Linked DNA regions of Mus musculus: regions 2, 3, 4 and 5 are each linked to region 1. A link is a loop called in an ENCODE intact Hi-C map of the cell type or tissue named here. Cell type or tissue: heart. All regions are shown on one strand. Region 1 holds the start of Ddhd1 (DDHD domain containing 1). Region 2 has its middle 3.4 kb from the start of Ero1a. Region 3 holds the start of Psmc6 (proteasome (prosome, macropain) 26S subunit, ATPase, 6). Region 4 holds the start of Txndc16 (thioredoxin domain containing 16). Region 5 overlaps 4930527F14Rik (RIKEN cDNA 4930527F14 gene).

Region 1 (5,000 bases):
CTGTGGGTTGTGACCCATTTGGGGATCAAAGAACCCTTTCACAGCAGTTGCCTGAGACCAACAGAAATGTCAGATATTTACATTACAATTCACAATCTAGCAAATATTACAGTTATGAGGTAGCAGTGACAACAATTTTATGACTGGGGGGGGTCACCACAAATGAAGAACTCTATTAATGGGGTACAGCATTAGGAAGGTTGAGAGCCACTAGATTATAAGGTGCCCTTGAATACCCACAGGACTATATATTGTGAAGAGCTGGTCAGAAAAACTAAAATGAAAACAAAATGGTTGTTATGTGCGAATTAACAACAAGTAATTCATTAGCTATATCTAGCCTCCTAACATTTGCTTTCGGAAAGAACACTGGCGAGGCCCACGTGACCTTCAGGTTTATGTTGTCGCCATCACTGACTTATAACGTATGATGTTCTATTTTCTCATCTCCAACCCAACAGTGCACAGGCACCAATCACACCTGATACAGACTCTCTGGCTGGCTGCGACTCAAAGGATAAAGTCCAAACTCAGCGCTGCACATCCCCTCTGGGCAGTGCTCCTGACAGACTGCCACTTGCCAATCCTCATACAGCCACACTGCTGGGGTGGTCAGATCCAAACCCACATTGGATGCCTGAGCCTCAGAGGTGCAGCCTTCATTCCTTCAACTGCTCTGCAGTTTCACGCCTCTGTATCCTTGGATATGCTGGCCCCAACTGAGAGGAACCCCTTTCTCTAATCCCCGTGCTTCCTCTGACTCCTGCAGACTCAGTCTTACATCCACGGTGGCCTGTGCGTCCCTTTGGATGGGTGAAATACATACGGCACTGTGTTCCCTCACTACTGCTTACTGCATCACTTTCTAGCTGCGTGACCTTGGTCAAGTTCATTAATAACACTGAGGCTACATCCTTGTAGGATGAAAGTCAACATCAATTTGCTCCACAGTGAAAATTACTTTGTGAGCAGAGTAAGGTGTTAAACTTGTCAGTCTAGTGCAAGCACTCTAAGGCTAAGCTAAGGGAGAGACAGCTTTACTCTCCAGCCCCCCTTTCCAGGATGCTCTATGCTCTCACTCCCCTGCTCCCTTTGATATTTATTGTTTTTACTTTATGTGCACTGGTGTTTGGCCTGCATGTATGTCCGTGTGAGGGTGTCAGATCATGGTGTTACAGACAGATGTGAGCTGCCATGGGGAGTATGGGGGCTGGGATTTGAACCAGGGTCTTCTGGAAGAGCCCTCGGTGTTCTTACCTGCTGACCCATCTCTCCAGCCCCTCTGACCTTGCTTTCTGGGTCCACTAAGTTCTGTGTTTTTATCTGCAGGAAAGACCCATGGTGATGTGTGGATCATTTAAAAAGAAATGGGATGGGAAGCCTCTGAAAGACATGGGTTTCCAAACAATGTGCACAGAGGTACTGTGCTAGCACATACAACTACTAAGTCCGTCCTCAGTGAGTTTATAATCAAGAGGTGACCTAACAGAGTCCATATGAGTCTCATCTTTAAAAAACTAACAACCTTTATTGCCTTTATTGTCCTGAAGAGTAGCAAGAAATTTCCTGCTATGCTACCTATACCTGACTTGGAATGTGCTGAATCTGCCATCATAGTTACTTGCACCTAATGCATGCATGCTTTAGCATTATCAGAATCACTGATGCAATTCGGTACCAAGTCATCGAATACCTGCTTTATGAGTACAAAGATAAAGGTGGTGGACTCTGACCAGAAGCTACTAAATAAACCGAAAGGAAGCTAAGCCATCAATACACATAATTAATATAGATCAGAATAAATAATATAAGATGTATAGAGGGCCAAAAGATCAGGAAAAGACATTTGAGTAAGGGCACTGAAGCCCATAAAGTTAATACTGTATGGTACAAATTATTGATGGCCAATAACTTGTTACTACTACATATCATATATATTAATAACTGCTGCATGCCACGTCAGATTATGGATTACCCTTCCTCATTCTGATTTTAAACCTACCCGTGTTGCCTAAAGCATCGTTCAGACCTTTATGACAGTCCCATTTAACAGATGTGAAAACCGAGGTCGTGCAATTTTTCTAGGTTAAGAAGCAAAAGTAAAAATATGTAAAAAGGACCCAAGAGATATGAAAACATTCTATACAGAGGGTACGGACCCACTTCGCACTGCCACTTCCTGCAGTTCTTTCCTCTTGTGCCCAACACATCCACTGTGAATAACACATTGTAACTCTCCTTTCCCGTCAGGGCTTTTCTCTTCTCAGGTTTTAAGCTGAACTGTTGATTCTCATAAAAACACTCAAGCATTTCCACTCACTCCAGGACATGTTATTTAAATCACAGGAGCTTCAGGAGACACGAGACCGAATCAGATATCCAGGTGGACAAAGCCCCTGGTACGGTCAAGAAACTAAAGCTACTGGCTTGGGGATCCGTTCCTGGATACCCTCCAGGGGATGGCAGCAGCACTCTACTCACCCAGGAGGCACAATCCCCGGCGGAATCCTCCCCTCCTGACCCCGCTAGCAGCTTGGGCGCTGCCATCTGCTCTTTTACCCTTCACCTGCCGAGGCACCCCGCGCAACCTGCATCCTAACCCGAGGCAGGCATCGCGGGGGCAACCGAACCCCCAAACGCCGTCCAGCGCGCGCCGAGCCTGGCCCGCCCCTGGCCAGCCACTTACGGTTCCAGTACACCGGGTAGCACTCTCCTTGAGTGACATCCACCTCGTAGAGGCCGCCGCGCACGCACACCGGCTCGATGGTCACCAGCTCCTCCATCTCCGGCTCAGGCCCCGCCGCGCGCGGGCAGAAGCCGCAGGCGCTGTCCTCCTCGTCTTCCTCCCCGAAGCTGGAGCTTGGGCCACACACCCGGTCTCCATCGCGGCCCGCCGCCCGGGCCTGGGCGCCCGTGGTCTGCAGCAGGGTCCGGAAGGCGAGCTCGATGCGCAGAGAGTCGTAGCCGATGAAGGGCTTCCAGGTCTTCTTGTCTTCCTTGTAGAACCAGCGCACCTCCTCGGGGCCCAGCTCCGTCACCACCTCGTAGCGGTGCCGGGCGGCTGCGCCGCCGGGCCGGGCGCGCTTCCTGTCCCCGGGGCCCCCTCCCGCCGCCCCGCCGCCCCCCGAGTTCTGGGCGACGAGCGGCGGCGGAGGCGAAGAAGAGCTGCCGCCGCCCGCGCTCTCGCCCTCGCTGTAGTAGCGCAACGACGAGCCGGACTCGGCCGAGCTGAAGTCGTAGGTCTCGTCGCTGAGGCACGGGTCCAGAGCCAGGTGGCTCAGGTCGTCGGCGCCCGGTGCCAGGTGCAGCGGCTCGGCGCGCAGCAGCGACAGCGGCACGCTGTCGCCCGGCTGGTGCTCGAAGCAGCAGCCGCCGCCGCCGAACACGCCCGCCGCGTCCGAGCCCAGCTCCCAGGCACCGCCGCCGCGGCCGTTACGCTCGGGGCTCCGTGGGGCGCCGCGGCCCGGGTAGTTCATGCCGCCGGCGCTTCCGCCACACGCGCATCCGACGCCGCCGCCCTCTCGGCCCGGACTTTATAATCTTTCAAATCCCGAGCAGGGCAGCAGCTGCGGCCGAGGCGACTCCGCCTCCCCGCCGGCCCCCGGCCGCCGCAGCGCCGTTCCGGGGCCCGCCCCATTGTTACGCAGCCCTGCGTGGGCGGGGCCACAGGGGCCCCGCCCCCAGCCGCGCGCGCCTCCCCGGAAGGCCCGAGGACTCTGCTGGAGCTCCCGTTTGGCGCTAGGCTGTACGTAGTCTTCCGCGCCTGGAAGCGGGGGTCAGACGGGGTCGCGGCGGTCTCGGCATCCGTGGAGCCCCTGCCTCACGACTTTCGACGCAGTGGCTCCGCCCCCTCGCTTCCACGCCCCTGGATGCCAGCCGCAGTGAGGCTCTCGCCCACTCATCTTTACACTTTCGGGTCATGAGCCCCGTGGGTGATTCAGCTGTATGCCCAGAGGGGCCCTGGAAGTTGCTAGCTCACGTTCCTGGCTTTAGGCCTGCTTTCAGCATCCGAAAGACCTGCTCGGTCACCTGGTTTGGCCCTTTCCCAACCTTCAGCCCATTCATACAGAAGGCACCCCACCTCTACGCCTGCTGCTCACCTGGGCACGACCACTCCCACTTACAAAACTGGCGTCCTAGAGTCACTGTGCCAGTTCTTTAGATTGCTTGCCCTCTTGTCCTTATGCTTCCTGTTCTTTCTGTAGTGCAGTAAGGCCTTGGATGGAAACCAAGTCCCTATGTCTTAGTCTTTTCCCACAGTCTGTGCGCATTCGATGTACCTTGGTTATAACTAACTGGTCTTGCCAGCCTTGTGTGGTAGATTATTAGACTGAAAGAGGAAAAAAAAAAAAACAAAAACCTAGGTTCTAAACTCAGCTTTGCCACCTCCAGGCAAGTCACTTAATCTCCTTTATCTATTTGTCTTATTCCTTGCTATAAGTAGGAGATCGTTGCACCGGACGGTCTCTAGTAATTCTATGGCTTTTAAGCCTTCCCAAGTTTGGTTTGGTTTTTGTTTTTAGTATAACTCTGATTCTGTAACTCACTTCCTGGTTTCAGGGAGACACGGAGGCTCTGTTATGTTAGACTTCCAAGACAGAGTAAAGAGAAGACAGAGACCAGAGTCTGACCTCAACAGATGGACAGTTTATTTCAAACAAAGAAGGAAAGACACTCTCCGGAGGGAAATGGGTGTCTTAGAAGGGAGTAAACTAGCTGGGGCCCTTTATAGAGGCAAGTGGGTGGCTTGGAAATGAAATTCTTGCAGCCATAGAGCTATGTGTCGGTCTATGATGTACCTTTCCTGGAATTATCTGTTTTATTAAAAGGCAGTTCATTTTGGGGAACAGGCTGCCCCAGCAGAGATTATTTGGACTGTGGCTGACTGATGAGTTTGGTCAAGGTCAGCTGTAACTTCATAGAAATCCTGTTTTATAGCTGAGGCACTCTGTCACCTCAGACCATTCTCTTAAATTGAAAAAAAAATTCATTTTATAAAC
Region 2 (5,000 bases), 340 kb before region 1:
CCTTTTCTAGAACCAGATCATAGTGTCTCTGTTACAGGTGTTTTTGCTGGTGTTCTTTTCACACTGTTCCAGATTAAAAGCAAGTTTCCATTCAATTCACTTTGCAATGCCGAGCTTGGCCTTGGAAGTACACAGGTGCATCGGCTCCATAAAACTGACAATGTCGTCAGTTTTCTTGGCTTCGTTGTCTCGTTTAGCTTGGGGTAGTGCATTTTTATTTTGATGAAGGGTCTCACTGTGTATTCCTGACTGGTCTGGAACTTACACTGTGGACCACGCTGGCCTCGAACAGGCAGAAATCAATTCACCTCTGCCTCCCTAGACCTGAGATTAAACACCTGTTGCCACCACAACCAGTCTTCCAGTCTTATTTTTAGTTCACTAATAATTGTGTGTAAGATATGTTTTCAATCCATATGTACATTGTAGGAAGACTCAATCACACTAATATATCCATCACCTCACCAGCTTGACTTTTTCTTACAAGAATGTTTAAAAAAATAAGTCTATTAGTATCTTCAGTCTATTAGTAGCTTCCAAGTACACGGTATATAAACCACAGCCTCCATGCAATACCATGGGTCAACGAAACTTACTTTTCCAGTCTAACTGTACCTTTGTGCCCTTGGACCAACTTTCCTCTCTCCAACCTTCTCTGGTTACCACTTTTCTACAGATTCTATGAGACTGGCTTTTTAAATTTCACACAAATGAGATCACACAGCACTTCTCTCTCTGCTCTTGGCTTCATTCCACTTAGCATGGTGTTCTGCAGTTACAGCTGTGTTCCAGGTCACCGCATGCCCTTCTTTATAAGTCTACACAGTACTCTGTGTCAGGGTACACACACTCAGGGTGTGCTTCCTTATTTGTTCATCCACTGATGGATGCTTAGTGTGCTCCTCGTGCTGAGCCACACCGAGACCTCCTCAGACCCCTTGGAATATAAAAAAGATGAGTGGCTAGGCTTGGTGGCTCATAGTGTAGTTAGTCCCAGCACACGTTTAGGGACAGCCTGGTCTACATATAGAGTTCAGGACTATATAACAAGTTCCTATCTTGAAAAAAAAAAAACGACAACAAACCCACTAGGCAAACAACACTACCTGGCTAATAAAGCTGGGCATAGTGGTATAGTGTAACTCCAACAGAGGCAGGCAGATCTCTGTGTTTTCCAGGACAGCCTGGGTCTATGTGCAGTGAGTTCCAGGACAGCCAGAGCTACCCAGTAAGAACCAGCTAGAAAAACAAACAAACAAAGACTAAGACAGGGGGATCATCATGAGTTTGAATCCAGTTGGGGCTACATAGCAAGACCTTGTCTTAATAAGAATTTAGAAAAAAATTATGGACATCATATTTGGGAAATAGCAGAGATTCCACAAGAAACTAAATATAGAGTTACCAGCCTGGTCATTTCCATAAATATCATTGTGTGAACATCTGAGCTAGTTGAAATGTGTATACTGTATGGATACTTGCCCTCTCCACAGTCAATATTTGTATGACATCTGTGGTAACATTTTCTTCCTTGTATTTCTACCACTGCATTGCAAACTTTTAAAACCGCTTAAACATGGCCTCCATCCTGAACATACCTTAGACTCCCAGGTTTTTGTTTGGGAATGAATAGCTTTTCTTATGACTAAGCACTCTTATCATCACAACTGAGAGACAAAGCAAAGGAAGAGAAATACTGAGTGAGTAAAGTAGAAGCTTTCTGAAGCAAGCTTGGTGCAGCTTAAGATGCTACACTGATGCAAGAGCCTGTAACCTGAGTGAACTGGTAAGTGCCAGCTTTCCCTAGAGTTCCCAAAAGACCTTTCGTTCAGTCTTCTGAGTGAGATTTCTTCTTCAATATGCCTTCCTAGGACATATTTCATGTCATTCAGTAACAATTTCAAGAGTCCCAGGGGATACGAAGTTCAGTCCTTGATTCTGAAAGCCCAGCCTCCTGTTACAGCTTTGTTCAGCAACATTAAATTGTTGGGAGATGAACTAGATCACAAGTTTGTTATTCTAATACTAGAACAACATCATGACAGACTTGATGCACACAGAATTTCTTGACAGAATGCTGACTGCTATGTAAATAGCAGCTATTATTATTAATTTTTTTAATGAGCAAAGCAGGAAGGGCCTTGCACCAGTTTCTCAAAAGGGGACGTGAAGGCGTCTACAGGAAACTTGGCACCTAAACAATTTCCAGCATTAAACAGACAAGAAAGAAAGAATTTAAAGGAAAAGATGTAGTCACGGAAGAATGACTAAGCAAAACTTTAAAGGCTTGGTGCCACATGATTAGACCCCGTTATCTAATCTTTACTGAGTACAAATGTCACATTGTCAGACCTTCCTTGACATATGATCAGAACTATCTGAGGTGGGAAGGAAGACACAGCCACTTAAGCTGTCTTTATGTACAGTTCCTGTGTAAGCAAGCTACGTATTATTGTCCCTGACTTCACTTCTTCATTTCCCATTCCTGCCTCAACCCACAGTCTATCTGGTTTCCAGGTTACCAGCCCTCCTACGCCTCTTTAAATGGTGTATCATACTAAATTCAGTGACCATTTTCCAGGAGGTACACGCTACACTGGAAAAGGCGGAGTCCTCTCTCTCTAAAATCAGTGTGAGGTGTAGAAGACATGTCAGGGTCTCTTTATGACCTCCTCCCGTTTCGTCTGTCTTAGCATGTAGCCCAGGCTGGACTCTAAGTCACTGGCTTCCTGATCCAGTCTTCCAAGTGCCAGGATTGCAGGCATAGGCGGACACACCCACTCTCCCTATTCCTTCCTGATACTAATTAACTATATCCTTCATGATCTTTCCCACAGGCCACTTTGGAGACATGACTACTCCTTGGGATTCCATCCATCTTTAGTATCTCCTGGAGAACATTGCTTAGTCTCATAATGTTAAATGCCTTCTCTACACTGGAGACTCCCAAGTGTGTATTTCTAGCTCAGTCTCTCCCTAGAGTTTCACAGTTTAACTACTTGTTGGGCACATACACCTGCTTTTCTGAGAGATAACTGGTCACACTCTCCATGGCCAGGCATCTGGAAAGCAGAAAGATACATCGGACTTCCTTCTGGTTTTCTTTCAGATCCCACAACCTTTTGATGCACCGTGCCCTGACAGACTTCATGGAGAGAACTGAGCCATGGCTTTTATTCTTTCTCAGCTAATTTACTTCCTCATTCCCCTACCTAATCAACTGGCTTATAAGTTTATATCCCTCAGAAACCAACCAATAAACAAACATCCTCCACCCAAGGCCAGTTTCTGAAATATGTAAATCTTATCACATTTAAGTTTTCCAATGCTCCCAGCTGTTTGAAAGGTTAAGCTCAAGACTCTCAACATGACATTCAAGGACCCTTATGATGATCTGACCCTGTGCACTTCATTTTCAACACTTCTGTCTTCAACATGATGGATTGCTAACAGTTCCCCCCGGGATGGCATGTTTTTCAGGTTCCACATCTCTGCTCACATGAAATGAGTTTGAAAACATGACATTTTTCCTCCTTGTCCTGTTCTTCTGCAATTATACACACTATAGGGAACAATACCTGTTCATGTGTATGTATGTTCTCTGTATTCATCACATGGTAGAGACCTTGACGAGTGTGTTGCAGAAGATGAGTCCTGGGCAAGTTGATGAGTGTACAAGTAAATTAACCAATTAACAGATCTAAAAGGATAATGACAGCTTAGGGTAGCACAGGACAATGTGTTGTTTAAAAAAACAAATTAAAGAAAATGCTGTCAAGCTTACAGGACAAGCAGCCAACTGTAGTTCATTAGAGGGAAGTAGTAATTGTGGGTGAGGGTGAAAAACACTAAACTTAGAAAAATTTACAAGAGGTACAGATGTAGGAAAGTGATGGAAAACCTAGGCCTCCAACTATAGGTTGATTCAGTAGGTGGAATGATCCAAGTTCACTCAGAGAACACTTCAGAGCCAGGGTTGTACAGTCAAGAGTGGTAACACAAACTCCGAGACTGCTGACTCTGCACGATTCAGGAAACACTGGCAAGTTCTGAACCAGGCACAAAATGGATTTTGTGGAGACACTATTAAATCTCTCCCCAGAGCACTTGCACTGTTTGGCTTGAGTGACACACACTCACTTCCCACTCACACCATCCCACCCGACCAGTCCATCCTCCTGTTCTGGAGCCTGCTTGGTCTGTAGACTGAGAGGCTGCCTCGAAGCGAAACAAACAGAAAAAACTAAGTGTCTAACAGAAAGAAAAGTCTTCAAGCTTGGGAGCCCGAGCAATGGCTTAGCAGCTGAGCATGCACACCACTCTTACAGAGGATCCACATTTGGTTCTGAGCACCCACATTTGTTGGCTTACAATTGCCTGTAACTTCCAACTCCAAATACCTTCAAATATGATTAACAGAATATAATCTGATCACAACACTACAGCTTTAAAAATTGCAATACTGCTCAGTTGTTTTAAAATTCAAGACTCTCAACATGACATTCAAGTCCCCCAAGATCCAGCCCCGCCAACTCCAGCTTCATTTCTAGCAAATTTCTAACAATTATCCCATTTTAATAGATGGAAGAAGGGGCCTGGATTGATGGCTTAGTTGTTAAGCATACTGGCCGCTCTTCAGAGGTTCTCAGTTCAGTTCTCAGCAACCACATAGTGGCTCATAACCATCTCTAATAGAATCCGATGCCCTCTTCTAGCATAAAGGTATACATGCAGATAGAGTACTCATATACATTAAATAAATAAACCCTTTTGAAAAAGCAGAGGGAGGCTTCACACATTAAAAAATCTTTTAAGAAGTGATATAAAAAGACAAAGAAAGAGAGAGAGTGGGGGTGGAGAGTGTGTATGTGAATGAAATGGGAGGGCAAGCAACCTGGCTCAGTGGGTAGAGGCTCCACCCACAAAACTTAATTCTCTGAGTTGAATGCCCACAAGGTAAACCAACTGGAGCACCACACACGTACGCAGACTCCCCACAC
Region 3 (5,000 bases), 330 kb before region 1:
TTATGTGTATGGGATGTTTTGTCTGCATATACGTATATGTACCACTTGGATGCCTGGTGCTCAGGGAAGCCAGAAAAGACCACTGGACGTCCTGAGACTGGAGTTATGGGACGATTGTGAGCCACCATATGGGTGCTGGGAATGGAACCCAGGTCTTCTGGAAGAGTAACCTGTGCTCTTAACAGCTAAGTTATCTCTCCAGCCTCTGCGTGCATATATTTTTGCTGAGCCATATAAATTGGACTGCCTTTTATATTCTGCCTTGTCTTTTCTTCTTGATGTCAGAATTGATATATATTGGTATGAACCTACTCACTTGATCAAAATAGTGTGGGAGAAAGGACACTCCCTGTCACTTTATTTACTTATTGTCTCCTTCAAAAGCCAGTTTTAGAAAAAAAAAATACAACAGAAAATTCACATAATAACCACACCATTTTCTCCAAGAAAATTTGGAAGACTGTCACTTTAGGCATTAATTCACATAACTGTACATGTATTTGTAAAGCATATTCATTTTTTTTTAGGGTGCTGGGAGTTAAACTCAGCTGTACGTTAGGCAAGTATTCTACCAATGTTATACTCCCAGCATGAGAATAACAATTTAAAAGAATACAATTACCATATGCCACATTTTGGATTAACATCTTTAGTTATATTGTCTATTTAATACCCATGACAACCTTTTTACATATGTACAATTATGCTGATTTTATGAAGACATCAAGATATCACCACCCCTCCACCACAGAGATCTGAGATAGTCCTAGCAGACTTCAAAGTTCCTACCTTGGTCGCTGCAGAAACTTTATCTTGTGTTCTACATCTCTAGCCCATTTCCTTCCAGTTCTGCTGGCCTCCTTTCTCTGATAGAAGTGAGACAAACTCTTTGCTACCTTAGAATCATGCACTTGCTGTTTAATCTCTTCAGAAGGCTCTCCACGTGGTGGCATAATGGGGCCCCTTCTGCTCTCAGACATGTTCAAAATTTATTCTCCTCCTTATCCCACAATATCCTTTTATTTCAATTGTAGCATTTACTACATTAAGGTATTTTTATGATTTATTATCATTTATGCATCTGTGCATGTGGACCTCATGCCAACTTTGAGTGGGTCCCATGAATCCAATTCAGGTCACCTGGCTTCCATGACAAGCGCGCCTTTGCCCACTGAACCATCTCTCTGGCCCCTATTCAAATCATTTCTAATTTCCTTATTACATGTTAGAATATTTTCTAATATTCTGATTACAAGCAGGTCAGTGCTTTATTGGGTAACTGAAAATTTCCTACTTATGCTCATGCAATTGATATCAAAAGGCTGCATCTTTGGGCTGGAAAGTGGTTTACTGGTTATGTGAGCTTCCGGCTCTTCCTAAAGATCTCTGTGTGTTTGTGGAGTGCATTCATTCAGTTTTAGGGTGCTGGGGGTTAATAAACTCAGGGCTTCTGTGTGCTAGGCAAATACTCTACCAAAGGTACACTCCCAGCCTGTCAATAATAATTTAAAAGAACACAGTCACTGAGCCTAGAGAGATAGCTCAAAGGGTATTCGTACTTGTTGCTCTTGGAGAGGATCTGGGTTCGGTTCCCAGTATCCACATAGAGGCTCACAACCGTCTATAATTCCAGTTTCAGGGGAATCATGTGGTTTTTTCTGACCTCCTCCAGCACCAGGCACACACGTGCTGCACACACATACATGCAGGCAAGATATTTATATGCATAAAATAAATAAGATTTTTTTTTTTAAATCATAGCTGCTTGTAACTCCAGAGCCAAGAAATCCGATGCCCTCTACTGGCTTCTGTGAGCACTTGCCCTCCTAAGGTATACACTAAGGCACACACATAAACACATAAATAAAAATAAATAATTTGGGAAAGAAAAAGGCTGAATTTGAAAATGTGACTCAGTTGGGAAAGCTCTTGCTTAGCATGCCGGAGACTCTGAATTCGATTTCCACACAGCACATACTGAATGTTCGAGTTTGCCTGTAATTCCACTAGGAAGCCGGTGGTGGGGGGGGGGAGGACCAGAGTTCAAGCCCAGCGCTGCAGAATGAGTGCTAAGGCAGTGTGGATTACAAGACACTGTCTCAAAAAAAAAAAAATCTTGTCATTTCCTCTTGCTTTTCAGTTTATTACAGATCCTTTGGCGTTCTAAGAAAGCAGTGACTTAATATTGAGCCAGCCAGTAGCTAAGTCAGGCATTGCTCACTCTGGCCTGCAGGGGACAGTGTGACCGGAGACGATCTTCTGCGCTTTCGAGGCTTTCTGCCGCTCTAGGTGACTGACTTCGGCGCCCGGAGCCAGAGGCGGGCCAGCCGGAAGGGGCGGAGCCAGTCACGGTCCCGCCCCAGGCCGCCTCTGCGCCCTCGCCCCGCCCCCTCCCCCGCCCGGGCTGCCATGGCCCTTCCCGGCATCCCCTATGAGCGACGGCTTCTCATCATGGCGGACCCTAGAGATAAGGCGCTTCAGGACTATCGCAAGAAGCTGCTAGAGCACAAGGAGATTGACGGCCGTCTTAAGGAGCGTGAGTGAGCCTTGACACACTCTCTAGTGCCTGGACCGGCTTCGGTCTCTGATAGAGCGGAGGCTTCGGCTGAGCCCGAAAACAGCGCCTGGCTTGGGAAGGCCCGAGTCCAGGGACGAGGCGCTTTGTCATCCCGCCCCGCGCTGGGGTGCAGCACCGCCTCGGCCGTGGGTATGGCCCCAGTCCCAGTCCGGTGGCATAGAGAACAGCCACAGTTCTGAGGTGGAAGAGGGGAAGATTAGAGGAGTGAGGTACAAGTGGGCTGGGGACATATTCCGGGTGCAGGAAGGCAGGCTTGGAGTCTCGGGACCCGGGGATGGGAGGACGCTTGAGTCAAAGAAGCTCCAGCCGGACGCGGGACTCACGGAGGCGGCTTGTACTTGGGGTAGAAGGGGGCTCAGTGGTTGTAATAGCCTTTCTCGTCTTCCCTCAGGCGTCATACTGAGTACCAAGTTTTCTGTATACCCTGAACATTCACGTTTTGAAAACCCTGCGTGATTTAATTAAATGAGAGAATACCGCAGCCTAGGATTCGGTGAAGAATTGCGTTGGTTGACTTAATTTAGTATGGACAACCAGAGTAAGCCAGGTGATCTTAGTGTAGCTATGGGAGGCTTGATTCACCTTATCGTTTAGTTTTGTAGCAAATCTGAAGGTGGCAGGATGTCACTATCGGTTAAAAATGTAACTTAAAAATATTTCCTACCAAGAAAATAGATATGATACTTTCTCTGTTACATTTCATTTTAAAACATGCCACCTATCCACTACAAACTGGAAAAAAAAATCTTATTTTGTGGTTTGAAACAGTAGGTTTGAAACCTAAGGTAAAAGAGACCTAAGTAAAAAATTTTATGCAGTTGTTTAATTTAAAATGTCAAAATTTTATTATTTCAGTAAGGGAACAATTAAAAGAACTTACCAAGCAGTATGAAAAGTCTGAAAATGATTTGAAGGCACTACAAAGTGTTGGACAGGTAGGTGATAAAGTTTGAAAGTATGTTGCCATTTCTAAGCTATTGGCAAAAGGTAATGCCCCTTTTTTCTTTTCCAGATTGTAGGTGAAGTGCTAAAACAGTTAACAGAAGAAAAATGTAAGTGGATTAACTTACTAATTATTAAAAAATAAAAAGCCCCAGTTCTTTGCCAGCTTTTGAAATGCCCATTTTATTTTGATTTTTGAGGCCAGGTACTTCTATGTAGCTCTGGATGCAGCTTCCTATGTAGACTAGACTGGCCTTGAACTCACAAGCCTTTTGCTTTCCAGTGCTGGAATTTTAGGCATGTGTGACATTATGGAAGGCTGTTTTAATTCATTCATATATATACATATACACATACATATATACATATATATGTGTGTGTGTGTGTGTGTGTATATACATACATACACACACACACTCTAAAGATGTATTGTTCTTTGTAAGTACACTTAGCTGTCTTCAGACAGCGAACAGAGGAACAGAGAAGGGAGTCAGATCTCATTACAGATGGTTGTGAGCCACCATGTGGGTTCTGGGATTTGAACTCAAGACCTTCAGGAAGAGCAGTCAGTGCTCTTAACCGCTGAGCCATCTCTCCAGCCCTTCTAATTCTTAATTCATCTATTTATGTATGTGTGTCTGTCTCTATGTCTGTGTCCCCTGCACTCATGTGTATATGTGTATGCATGTGTGTGTGCATGCATCAAAGGACTACTGTGGGAGTTGCTTTTCTGCTTCTGCCATGTAAGATGGGACCCAGAGATTGGCCTGAGTAAGATCAATGAGCTTGGGAGTAAGTGCCTTTATTTAATAACCCATCAGGATAGCCATGAAGTGCCTAGTATTCTAATGACAACAATACAAGGAGTTGGTCTTTGTTTACATAAGCTAAATTTTGTATTTACTGTTCTTAGTGGTCAGACATAAAACTACACTCACCATAGATGTAGATGTATTTGTTTTCTAACTTTGTTTTTCAATTTGTTCTAGTCATCGTTAAAGCAACAAATGGACCAAGATACGTTGTAGGTTGTCGTCGTCAGGTAATGTTTTCTGATGGGGCATTGTGCCCATAACTCCCAAGAGTGCTTTGTTCAGACACAGCAAATGACTAGCAAAGCCTGGAATTTCTTAGTCCCTAGTGTTTCATATCTGTACTTAGAAATCAAATCATTTTAAAACTAGAAAGAAAATGGTTTAGTATGATGTCTTTCTTGAAGAGCATATCAATTACCCATGTTTTACATTTAAACATTCAAAAATGTTGCTTACAGACTCAGCGGTAGTTAACTTTTTAGTCATTTGGACCAGAATGGGCAAATTGAAATACCTCTGCATTTCATTTTGCAGACTTTACAGTGTAAGTGAGTAGTTTAGAATGAGACAGTAGCATTTGCAATTTATAAACCATTCTATTCTTTAGGAAGTGTCTTAAGCATTTGCTGAAGCACTTTTTCTGGGAGTATTTGTCATATTGAGTT
Region 4 (5,000 bases), 440 kb before region 1:
TTAAAGCAGAAATATACCTCTTATTTTGTATCTCTCAGTCTCTGATGAGAATAGCACCACTTGTTCCAACACACAAGCAGAATCTCACACAAACTCTTCCATTCTGGACAATCACCACATTGTTACTGCTCCGCGCTCCCCCCACCCCTCCCCTGCCCACCCCTGCGCCCAAGAGAGCTTTCTAAATTGCAAGTTTCGAAGAATCACCTTCCCCTTGGAGAAGGCCTCAACGTTCATCTGTTCCCAGGACCACCATCCTTCAGGACCTCTTCCCAAGAGAAGAAAGGGTTGATTACTTACAGTTTCCGCTCGCGCTTTGCTTCATTCGCTTTCCTCGCCCCGTGTTTCCTCCAGCTCAGAAAAAGAAAAGGGGGGGAAATGAAATCAAAACCAGCGTCGTTTGGTGCCCCCAGAAACAGGTGAACTGAATCAGCAAGCAACCTGGCTGGAGGGACGTTTGCCGAGTGCTGATGTGCATGCAATCCTGCAGGCAAAGTCTTGAGGCCCGCGCTGCTACCCACCTGCCTGAGATTCTCGTGCAGAGATGAAAGGTCTCTGAGGACAGCACGTCCCGCCATCAGAGTAGAGATGGTGACAGAAGGCGGGGCAGGGGCTGGTCCCTACGGCGGCTCCCAAAGCAACTACGCCTACCTGAGAAGCTCACCGCCCACGGCCGGCACTGCCTCCGCAAAATCAGTCTCTTGGGCGAAAAAACAACCCCCGAGGCTCCGCCTGCTCCTCGTGCTCCTTACGTAAGAGATCCTCCAACCAATGGACGGTCAGGGGGCGGAGCGAGAACAGCCCCAGGTGACAGAATCTGGAGTCCTCCCGCCGGCGCGAGGAAGTCTTGCAGTTGCTGGGCCAATCAGCAGCGTGGGTGGGAAGAGGGGCGGGGGTAAAAGAGGAGAAAGCAGAAGGCCAATCAGATCAAAGGCTTCTGGAGTGACAGGCTCTGAGGCCTGTGGTATTCCGAGTGAGGCGCCCGGAGGGCGCGCCCGCCCGGGCCAATCGCCGGCAGCTCACAGTGCGGAGCGAGCGCCTCAAAAGCTCGGGTTTCTCAGCTGATTGTCTCCAGCCGAGAGTTGTTTGCTGCTGCTGCGGAGCCGAGCCGCGGCCCGAGGAACCGAGCCCCCCGGGGGGAAGGGGAGGCGGGCCCGAGGGCAGCCGCGGCCATCGCGCGGGGCTGCGACTCCTGTCACGGCGCTGCCCGGGGCCGCAGGCTGGGGCGGGCGGGAGGTCCGGGGGGCGCTCGGGCCGCTTCCTTCCCGCGCTCCCTCCCCGCTGCTCGCGTCCCCTCATGAGGGTATCAGTGTCCGGGCCGGCGGCCGCCGCGGTCCCCACGGCCGGCCGCGAACCCTCGACGTCCGGCGGGGGCGCCGTCGCGGCCTCGGGCGCCGCGGTTCCCGGTTCGGTGCAGCTGGCGCTGAGCGTGCTGCACGCGCTGCTCTACGCCGCGCTCTTCGCCTTTGCCTACCTGCAGCTGTGGCGGCTGCTCCTGTACCGCGAGCGGCGGCTCAGTTACCAGAGCCTCTGCCTCTTCCTGTGTCTCGCGTGGGCAGCGCTCAGGACCACGCTCTTCTCGGCCGCCTTCTCCCTCAGCGGCTCTCTGCCCCTGCTGCGGCCACCCTCTCGCCTGCACTTCTTCCCGCACTGGCTGCTCTACTGCTTCCCCTCCTGCCTACAGTTCTCCACGCTCTGTCTCCTCAACCTCTACCTGGCAGAGGTAAGGCGGGAGGACCGGCGAGCGGGGGAGCGGGGCCGCCGGGATCCACTCCTGCCGAGACGGAAGGGGTCGGGGCTGGGGGAGGTGGCCGGAGGGCAGTCTGGGGACACTGAGACACTCCTGTCTTTCCCTCTCCCTCAACTTAAGCCGCTGATGGACTCGGTGCCTGAGGGGGTTGGAGAAGTGTGAGAGAGAGAGTATGCGTGCCCCGACAACTTAAGGCAGTGGGACACCCTTTGTTCAATGTCCCAGACCTCCACGTAAGGCGTTGGTGGCGACCACAGAGAAGCATCGTAAGAAGTAGCAGCTCCGGTAGCTCTGTCGAGGCTGGACCGGGTTGAGGGAGGTTGGATGCTGAAGTAGAGGCAGCTCTGCTGAAGCTGGACCGCTGCCAGCCATTACGTCACCAGGCAGAGCTGTTCCTCCGCTATTGTTGCTGCGTTTCTTTTATTAGAAGCTTATATCCCCCCCCCCCCCCGCATCTCCTTAACTGTGGCTCGATACACCTTGCACAAATTCTGATCGATCGCTTCCCCGACGGGGTGAACGATCAATAACCAATGCTGCGGGACAGTCGAAGGACCTCCATAAAGCCCTTAGTGTTTGTCCCAGTTGCTGCTTGCTTTGGCGATTTAGGCGGTCTCTTACAGCACAGCCCTTTGGGGGAGAGCTAATTAGGAGAGAAGATACAAGCTTAACCTGTGCCTGTTGCAGAAACAAACCACGGAACTATGTTTTTTGGTGTTTTTGATTTTGTTTTTCCAACAACTTGCTTAATAGCTGGAGTCTAATCACACCCCCTTTCTCTTTTACGGGGAATTGCTGGTTGGATTGCATTGTTCTGCAGCACATTTGACCCATTTCAGACAGGTTGGGGGTATAAGGTTGTCAATCATGTCTATCTGGTATTTATGCCTTATTATTTTCAGGTTCCACCCCCCCCCCCCCAGTCTTCTTTTCCCTCAAAATACGAGCTTAGGAGAGGAGAAAAAAAGGTGACATCATACACTTAATACTGACTAATATAGAACGGTATTGGTCTATGCAGCTAATCCTCTCAAAGGCTTTTGGAGGTGATGAGAATTAACACAGTTCCAAGGAAAAGTAACCCAAAAAAGGCACTTTTGAATCAGATTGTGTTTATATTTCCTACATAAACCAACTCTTTTTTTCCCCTTAATAAACAGGAAAATAGAAAGCGTTTTTAAAATCACAATTGTAATTTCAGCTATATACAATTGTTATATATACAAGCTATATCCAATAAAAAACAATTATTGAGTAACAAAACCAAACTTTATTTTTATTCTCTAGCAACATAATACCATAAAAAACCTCATAATACCACAAAAATAATGCCACACTCTTAAGCAAAAGTGAAAAGCATATGCAATTGTAAATCAAATAAACATGCTACAATGGTATCATATTTGGGGATCATCCAGTTGCTTAAGGTTTTATAACACATATTTATAGGTAAACTGATACTGAGTTCTTCTTGACACTTCTGATAGTACATTAGTAATTTCTCATTATTGAAGACTTACTTTAGCCTCAGATACAGTTAATCTACCTGAAAATGATTAAAAGTCAATTTGCTAGGAGCATCAGATACCACGGGTGTTGTCACCCCCCCCATATGTCTTAAAAAATTATATATGCAATTCATTGGACCTTGCTAACATCACCCTTTCACTTGAGATGTAACACATAACCAGAAAGTGTACACAATCTTAAACATGCAGCTAGGGAAGTGTTATGTATGTATACATCCAAGTTACCAACAGCCTGAGTAAGATCTTGGATGCCTTAAGGGTTCCCTTGTATCTTCTACCAGACAGCACCTCTCACTCAAAGGGAAAGAAAGTGGCCAAACATAATAGGAAAAATATCAACTATATTTAAGCACAAAATTCTAAAAAGTATTTCTAGAACAAAAAAAATAAAGATTATCTACATAGTTTTCACATGTTATCACTGGTATTCCAAGTAAGAAAACATTAAAGTCTGAAAGTCTTATTAAATGAATCACTTGTTTGTGTGATACACTTTTTTGGAAAAAGCTCTTACCCTAGAAAATATAAATTTCAAAATACTGTACTGAAGCTCTTTTGTTTGATTGGTTGTTTCTTAGTATCTTCTGGAAAGGGCTTATGGGTTGCTTGCCTTTTATAATAACACTAAAAAGTTTAGGACATAATACTTGAATAAATATTGTCCTTTTTTGAAATCCTGCTTTATAATAGACATTTGAATCAGAATTTATTTCCCAGTTCATAGATATCTATACTTAAGAGAGTATTTGAAGTCAAGTGTGGTATGTACCTATAATCTCAGCACTTGGGAGGGAGAGGCTGGAAGAATGCCATGATTTTGAGGGCATCCTAAACTACATAGTTCTAAGACAATATGGCCTATATAACAACTGAACTTAAAAGGTGAGTATGTGAGCACATATTTGTAATCCTTATACCTAGATGACAGAAGCAGAAGGATCTACAAGTTACACGTTGTAGTACTTTGCCAAAAAAAAAAAAAGGTAAGAAAAGTGTGGATTTGTTTTTCTTGTATTTTTTGAGGCAGACTGTCTATGTACTTCAGGCTGGCCTTGAACTCTCCATCCTCCTGCTTCAGCCTTCCAAATGCAAGGAAATATAGATGTATACCACCATGCCCAGCTCTGGATGACAGTTTTTAATTAACAATTCCAAGTAACTGGAAGTATATTTTCTATTGATCATTCTGAATTCGTAAAGTTTTTCTCTTCGAGGAGTTGTTTCTTTATTTCAGTTTTTTGTTTTGTTTTCAGATGGACATGCTAGTGAGCTCAGACTGGCCTGGAATGTGCTGTGTAGCCCAAGATGTTATCAAACTTAAAACTCACATGCCTCAGCATCCCAAGTGATGGAATTGTGGGCACTGCTGCCATAGCCAGCTTTTGGATTCTTCATACTATAGCAAAGTTGTAGAGAGAGTTTGTTGACCAAAACAAAACTATTATTTTTGTCCCAAAGTATTGTCTTTACTGTCTCATATTAAATACCAATTCCATTTTACTTTTAATTTAAACATTTGTTGTGTCCATGTCTAATGAATTTAAAACATTCAAACTTTTCATTATAAAGAACCATGGATCAGGCCAGAAGATATCAGTTAAGAGCACTTGCTGCTCTCACAGAAGACTGTCCAGTGCCCAACAGCTGCCGGTGGTAGCTTACAACTGTAACTGTAGGTGCCAGCATACCTGCATTCACATGCACATACCCCCTCACAGATA
Region 5 (5,000 bases), 110 kb before region 1:
ACACTCACAGATACACACGCATACACATAAATAAAAATAAAATAAATCTTAAAAAAATGTGGAAATGAAACAAAGCCACCAGAGCTTTCAGCTAGGATTGCTGGGCAAGTGGAAAGACCTGCATTAGGTCTTCTTAACATAGTGGTATCAGGACCTATATTAGGTCTTGAGAAAGAAATGACTTCAAGTTTGTTTTGTTATGCTGAGTCTGGGGTGGTGACTTAGAAACACCCAGTTTCCCCTGGGTTAAGATGGCTTTGAGACAATGGCTCACAAAGCCTGAATGCTAAGCCAGCCTGATTTTCTGAGTTCTAGCTCAAAAGGTGAAACATTTTCTTTCTGCCTTTTTAGCCCTTCTTTAGATACTGGCCCAAATCCTAAGCATGCATACCCTGAGGTATAAGCCTGGGACTTCCTCACTTCCCCTTCTGCCCTATGCAACTGCTTGCCCACCTTCATTGCCAGTCTGCTGGCTCTCTTGGACCCTTAACTGATGGGCATGGGTCTTGTCTCTTTCTTCTTCATATTCACTTTCCTCCTTTTAGCAGCTTGCCTGCACTGTTCTTAGTCTTCTCTCAAATATGTGTAAATGACCCTCACATTTCAGGACAAAAAGAGGCATTGTCTTTGTAGGTCTGAAGTTTGAGGACATAGCAGGGCTGCAACTCCACTTGTGAGTCATACACACACACACACACACACACACACACATATACACAAATACACTCATACAGACATGCATATATATACACACATACACACATACATATATACAGACATACATACAATTACATGATATAGACATAGTAACTTGATAATGCGAACATTACATACATAAATGAAAGACAAAGATATTTTGGAATCACTCAGGCAGAAAGAATAGCTACATGGAAAAGAGCCACGGGGCTCTTCAAAAAGTAAAGATCAGATCAGAGGATCCGAGGAAACAGGAACATGTCTGGCCCAACGAGTGAGGTTTCCAGAGTGTGTGGGCCTGAAGGTGCCATAAACAGCTGGGCGCCATCCCTCTTGCTTTTTAGTCTTTATAAAAATCCAGTTCCCAGGGGTTGCTGTAAGTTCTGCTTACTTTCTGTGTTAGCACATTCCAGGTGTGGCACCAAAGCTCCTCAGACTGAGTAATTTAGTACTTGCAGGAGTCTATGCCCATAGTTTGGGAAGCTGGGAGTCTAAGGTCAGTGTGCCAGCAGAACTGATATCTGATCCGGTCCCATTCTTTGCATGTGGGGCAGCGACTGGGTAAGACATGTGAAGGAAGCCCTTTGGGACTTCATTCACAAGGCACTAAACCTCATCCGGTAAGATGGACTTTTTTTTTTTTAAGATCTATCTATCTATCTATCTATCTATCTATCTATCTATCTATCTATCTATCTATTGTACACTGTTGCTGTCTTCAGACACACCAGAAGAGGGCATCAAATCTCATTACAGATGGTTGTGAGCCACCTGTGGTTGCTGGGAATTGAACTCAGGACCTCTGGAAGAATAGTCAGTGCTCTTAACTGCTGAGCCATCTATCCAGCCCCAAGATGGACTTCTTATGATTTAGTTCCTTTCTAAAGGCCCTTTTGACATTATCATACTGTGGATTAAATTTCGACACAGTTCAAAACCTCATCTGAAGTGTCTGGGACCAAAAACGTTTGTTTCTCCGCCTCCCTTCCTTTTCTTACATCCCTTCTCCTCCCCCTTTCTCCTCCCCTCTTCTCCCTTTGTGTCCTTCTCCGCCTCTGCCTTCCCCTCTTCTCTTTCTTTAGATTTTGAGATATTTGCTTACAAGCTGTCGATCTCTGCACACCTCCCACACCCAGGATAAGACCAAGAATACGTGGTTTTGAGATGAAATTTCAAGCTTCAGAGCATTTTTAGTTTTATATTTTTAGATTGGGGATGCTAAACCTGCATGAATGGGGGCCTTACAGATATTCAGGCCACCGCATTACCTGTTCTGGAAAATAGTTGCATCACATTGCCTGTGTTCAGTGCTCACCGATGCCAAATTTCGGTAAAGGTCCTGGTGTTTATTTAGTGCAACCTCCCACACTGTTGGAAAGTGTCCCAGTGAGCTTTTTTCTCGCTGTGATAAAACATTAGCCAAAAGCAACTCGAGGAGAAAGGTTAATTTTAGTTAACAGGTTAGTCCATCAGGCAGGAACCTCAAAGCAGCAGCGGAAGCAGGGGACGGCTGACCCCTGAAGAAGGCTGCTGGCAGGAACCCTGGGAATTGCTCTCCATGGCTTTCTCAGCTTGCTTTCTTCCACAGTCGAAGACAGCCTGTTCTGGTGTGGCACTGCCCAAAGGGGTGGGGGGCTTCTCACTTAGATCATTAAGGTGGAGGAGGAAGAGGAGGAGGAAGAGGAAGGAGGAGGAGGAAGAGGGAGGGGGAGGGGGAGGAGGTGGCCACGGCGGCTGCAGTGGTGGCGGCGCCGGCGGCACATTCCTTTAATTCTAGCACTCAAGAGGCAGAGGCAGGCAGATATCTGTGAGTTCGAAGCCAGCGAGTCTAGGACAGCAAGGGCTACACAGAGAAATCCTGGCTCAACTCCCCCCAGGCCCCCCAAAAGAAGCCCTAAGACATGCCTGCAGGCTAACCTGATATAAGCATTTTCTCAGTTGAGGTTCCTGCTTCACAGCTGATTCGCTTGGATCAAGCGAATGAAACTAAATGGCACAGAGAGCGAGCTGAGGCTTGCAGGCAGAGTGTCTCTTGGTAAATAATAGGCAACAAACAGTGAGCTACACCAACCTAACTGAACAGCAATGGTGAAGGAAAATGGCATGTGAATGCATTATGTTCTGCGTTTAGAAGTTTTGCGTTCCCCGTTAGTTCTAACTACCGCCCTTATTGGTACCATTAGTCCCTAACTTGACCAGTAGGGGGAGCCCGCTGGGGATAGGCCTGAATGAAGCTTATAGAGAGGACGGCGGGCAACATGGCAGACACCCACCCGCTCTTAGTATGCCTGGGCGATACGTGCCAGGAATAGGAATAAGAATCGGTCTAGCTCTGCTGTGTCTGTTTAGCTGCATTCCATTGTTGTTCAGACAAGGTCTCATGCACCCCAAGCTGGCCTCAGATTTGCTGTGCAGCTGAGGATTTACCATGAATTTCTGATCTTGTCTTCATCTCCTCAGTGCTAGGATTGCTGGTGTGCACCACACCATACCTGGTGCTGGGGATGGACCCGGGGAATCCGTGTGTGGTAGGCACTCAATCTACTAACCGAACAACATTTCCTGTCCGGTTTTTACTACTTTATGGCTTAAGGTAGTCTGTTACGTAGCCCAGGCTAGCGTAGAATTTCTGCTCCTCCTGCCTCTACCTCCTGAGTGCAGGAATTTCAGGGAATAAAAGGATCATCCATCTACACTCTCGCTGTATTTACTTTCAGCTATTAAAGCGGGAATTATAAAAAATAAGGTGTACAGTCTGCTGCAGAGGTCAAGAAAGTTAGTTTAATTTTGTTCACAGTTCTTAGGCAGGTAGGTGCTCAGCGACAATCGCCATCGCTATTCTATATCCAGGAGGAGATGCTGTGCCTTGAAAAGGTCCACTGAGGCTGCCTTCCCAATCAGGACACAAACGTGCAATCAGTCAAAGAGCCCGCACACACATGGCTCCTCCCCCATCCTCTTGTTTGCTGGACACACACTTAACCGCCACTGAGAACACAAGGTTCGCACTGAGAGCCCCCATGCACCTGCCGGCTTTGTGGTCAGTGCGCTCACAGGAAGCGCTTTCTTCCCACGGACCGGAGGACCACCGAAGCACTTGATTCCTGATTTGCTTCAGGAAGACACCAGGTAAGGAGGCTGTTGCTTCCAGGCTGCCTCTGAGGAAGAGAACCGAGATAAAGACGACTTCACATCTGTCTGCATGAAGGGTGAGAGGGTGACTGTTCCCATTTTTAGGCTCTCAGGAATGCCCTAAAGTTCAGTGCAATGACTCAGCAAGCACGGGGCAGGGCTTCAAATTTAACGTCCGGTGTCTGACTTTTCTATTCTCTAAACAGATGCAGAAGTCCTCACAAAGGAAAGGGAACAAGAAATAAAACATTTCCTAAAAAAAATACTTACCCCAAACTTCCATTTTTGTCTTGAACCACAGTTTTAAACAAGAGGAACATATTGCGGGCAGATATATTGGCAGGACTAAATTCTAAGAGAAATCATTGCTAACCACACAATAAGTACTTCCCGGGTTCAAGCACAGCGCCCTCTAATGGGAGCACTTTTGCTTGAGAGCATGCTCATTGGAAGAGCACCCTCACTAGGGAGCACCTTTCTGGGGCTGGTTCCAGATACTAACAATACAACCCTAGACAACTAAAATACTTACTGCGTAGACTAAGTATTTCCCATGGAGTTCTCACACACACACACACACACACACACACACACACACACACACACACACACAGAGAGAGAGAGAGAGAGAGAGAGAGAGAGAGCGAGCATGTCAGACAGTAAAATGGTACCTGAAAACATTCTAAGGAATGGACACATCTGCATAGAGGCTGAAACCAAGTGGAGGTCAGAGGTGTGATAAAGGCCTGACGGTGACGGTTTTCTGGTTGGGAGACTGACTGTGGGAGGCTCAGTGCTGGCTAGCTCTTTGTATTTGCATGTGCACTTATGCATTACACACACACACACACACACACACACACACACACACACGAAAGAAGGGGGAAAGAGAAGGAGGAGGGGGAGGGAGGGAAACACACAGAGAGAGCTACCTGCTGATGCCTTAATGTGTCTCAGATATGTTAGATAAACCTTTCTCCAGAACAGGAATTCACTAGGGCTACAAGCCAGACAAGGACCAGCAATAGCTCATTAAACTAACTCATGTTCAACCATTGGTCACTGGAGGTGGCTCGCCCACACTCCATCCTTCCACAGGGAAATGGGCAGAACTCACATCTTTTGTTTTTGTTCATGGCTCTGCCCCCCCAGAAGTGGTACTGGGGTACTCT

Evidence for each region. A loop is a pair of places that touch in the nucleus more often than their neighbours do. Peaks named below come from ENCODE experiments on the same cell type or tissue, not always from the same donor. Only the 100,000 strongest peaks of a DNase experiment are listed, where the experiment ranks them.
Region 2: it touches region 1 in a loop (2.8-fold over the local background); 2 of 42 quality-filtered maps call a loop at or near these places.
Region 3: it touches region 1 in a loop (4-fold over the local background); 2 of 42 quality-filtered maps call a loop at or near these places.
Region 4: it touches region 1 in a loop (2.4-fold over the local background); 2 of 42 quality-filtered maps call a loop at or near these places.
Region 5: a loop joins it to region 1, with 2.1 times the contacts of the local background. A loop is called at or near these places in 2 of 42 quality-filtered maps.

What each region holds. Positions count from the first base shown.
Region 1 is chr14:45,654,536-45,659,535 of GRCm38, forward strand. Ddhd1 (DDHD domain containing 1) reads right to left here and starts at 3,608. Exons shown (of 14, transcript NM_001042719.2): 1 at 2,687-3,608. The coding sequence starts at 3,476. It overlaps Mir5131 (microRNA 5131), which reads right to left and starts at 3,518; the gene lies at 3,426-3,518. In heart, a CTCF peak has its summit at 2,476 (motif pointing right); DNase peaks (open chromatin) are centred at 2,776 and 3,676; H3K4me3 peaks cover 3,679 bases; H3K27ac peaks cover 3,364 bases.
Region 2 is chr14:45,319,500-45,324,499 of GRCm38, forward strand. No RefSeq gene overlaps it. Among named protein-coding and RNA genes, the nearest start is that of Ero1a, 3.4 kb to the left of the region's middle. In heart, no CTCF peak of the experiment used is centred here; no DNase peak of the experiment used is centred here; H3K27ac peaks cover 1,239 bases.
Region 3 is chr14:45,327,397-45,332,396 of GRCm38, forward strand. Psmc6 (proteasome (prosome, macropain) 26S subunit, ATPase, 6) reads left to right here and starts at 2,428. Exons shown (of 14, transcript NM_025959.3): 1 at 2,428-2,536; 2 at 3,434-3,513; 3 at 3,591-3,630; 4 at 4,510-4,562. The coding sequence starts at 2,452. In heart, a CTCF peak has its summit at 2,216 (motif pointing right); a DNase peak (open chromatin) is centred at 2,335; H3K4me3 peaks cover 1,874 bases; H3K27ac peaks cover 1,417 bases.
Region 4 is chr14:45,218,696-45,223,695 of GRCm38, forward strand. Txndc16 (thioredoxin domain containing 16) reads right to left here and starts at 730. Exons shown (of 21, transcript NM_001310534.1): 1 at 522-730; 2 at 301-354. Gpr137c (G protein-coupled receptor 137C) reads left to right here and starts at 1,022. Exons shown (of 7, transcript NM_027518.2): 1 at 1,022-1,723. The coding sequence starts at 1,298. In heart, a CTCF peak has its summit at 2,506; DNase peaks (open chromatin) are centred at 856 and 2,056; H3K4me3 peaks cover 2,761 bases; H3K27ac peaks cover 2,400 bases.
Region 5 is chr14:45,548,394-45,553,393 of GRCm38, forward strand. The region is part of intron 3 of 4930527F14Rik (RIKEN cDNA 4930527F14 gene); the gene reads left to right. LOC115488341 (a long non-coding RNA gene) reads right to left here. Exons shown (of 3, transcript XR_003951188.1): 2 at 3,751-3,854. Among named protein-coding and RNA genes, the nearest start is that of 4930527F14Rik, 7.2 kb to the left of the region's middle. In heart, a CTCF peak has its summit at 2,898 (motif pointing right); a DNase peak (open chromatin) is centred at 2,128; H3K4me3 peaks cover 649 bases; H3K27ac peaks cover 547 bases.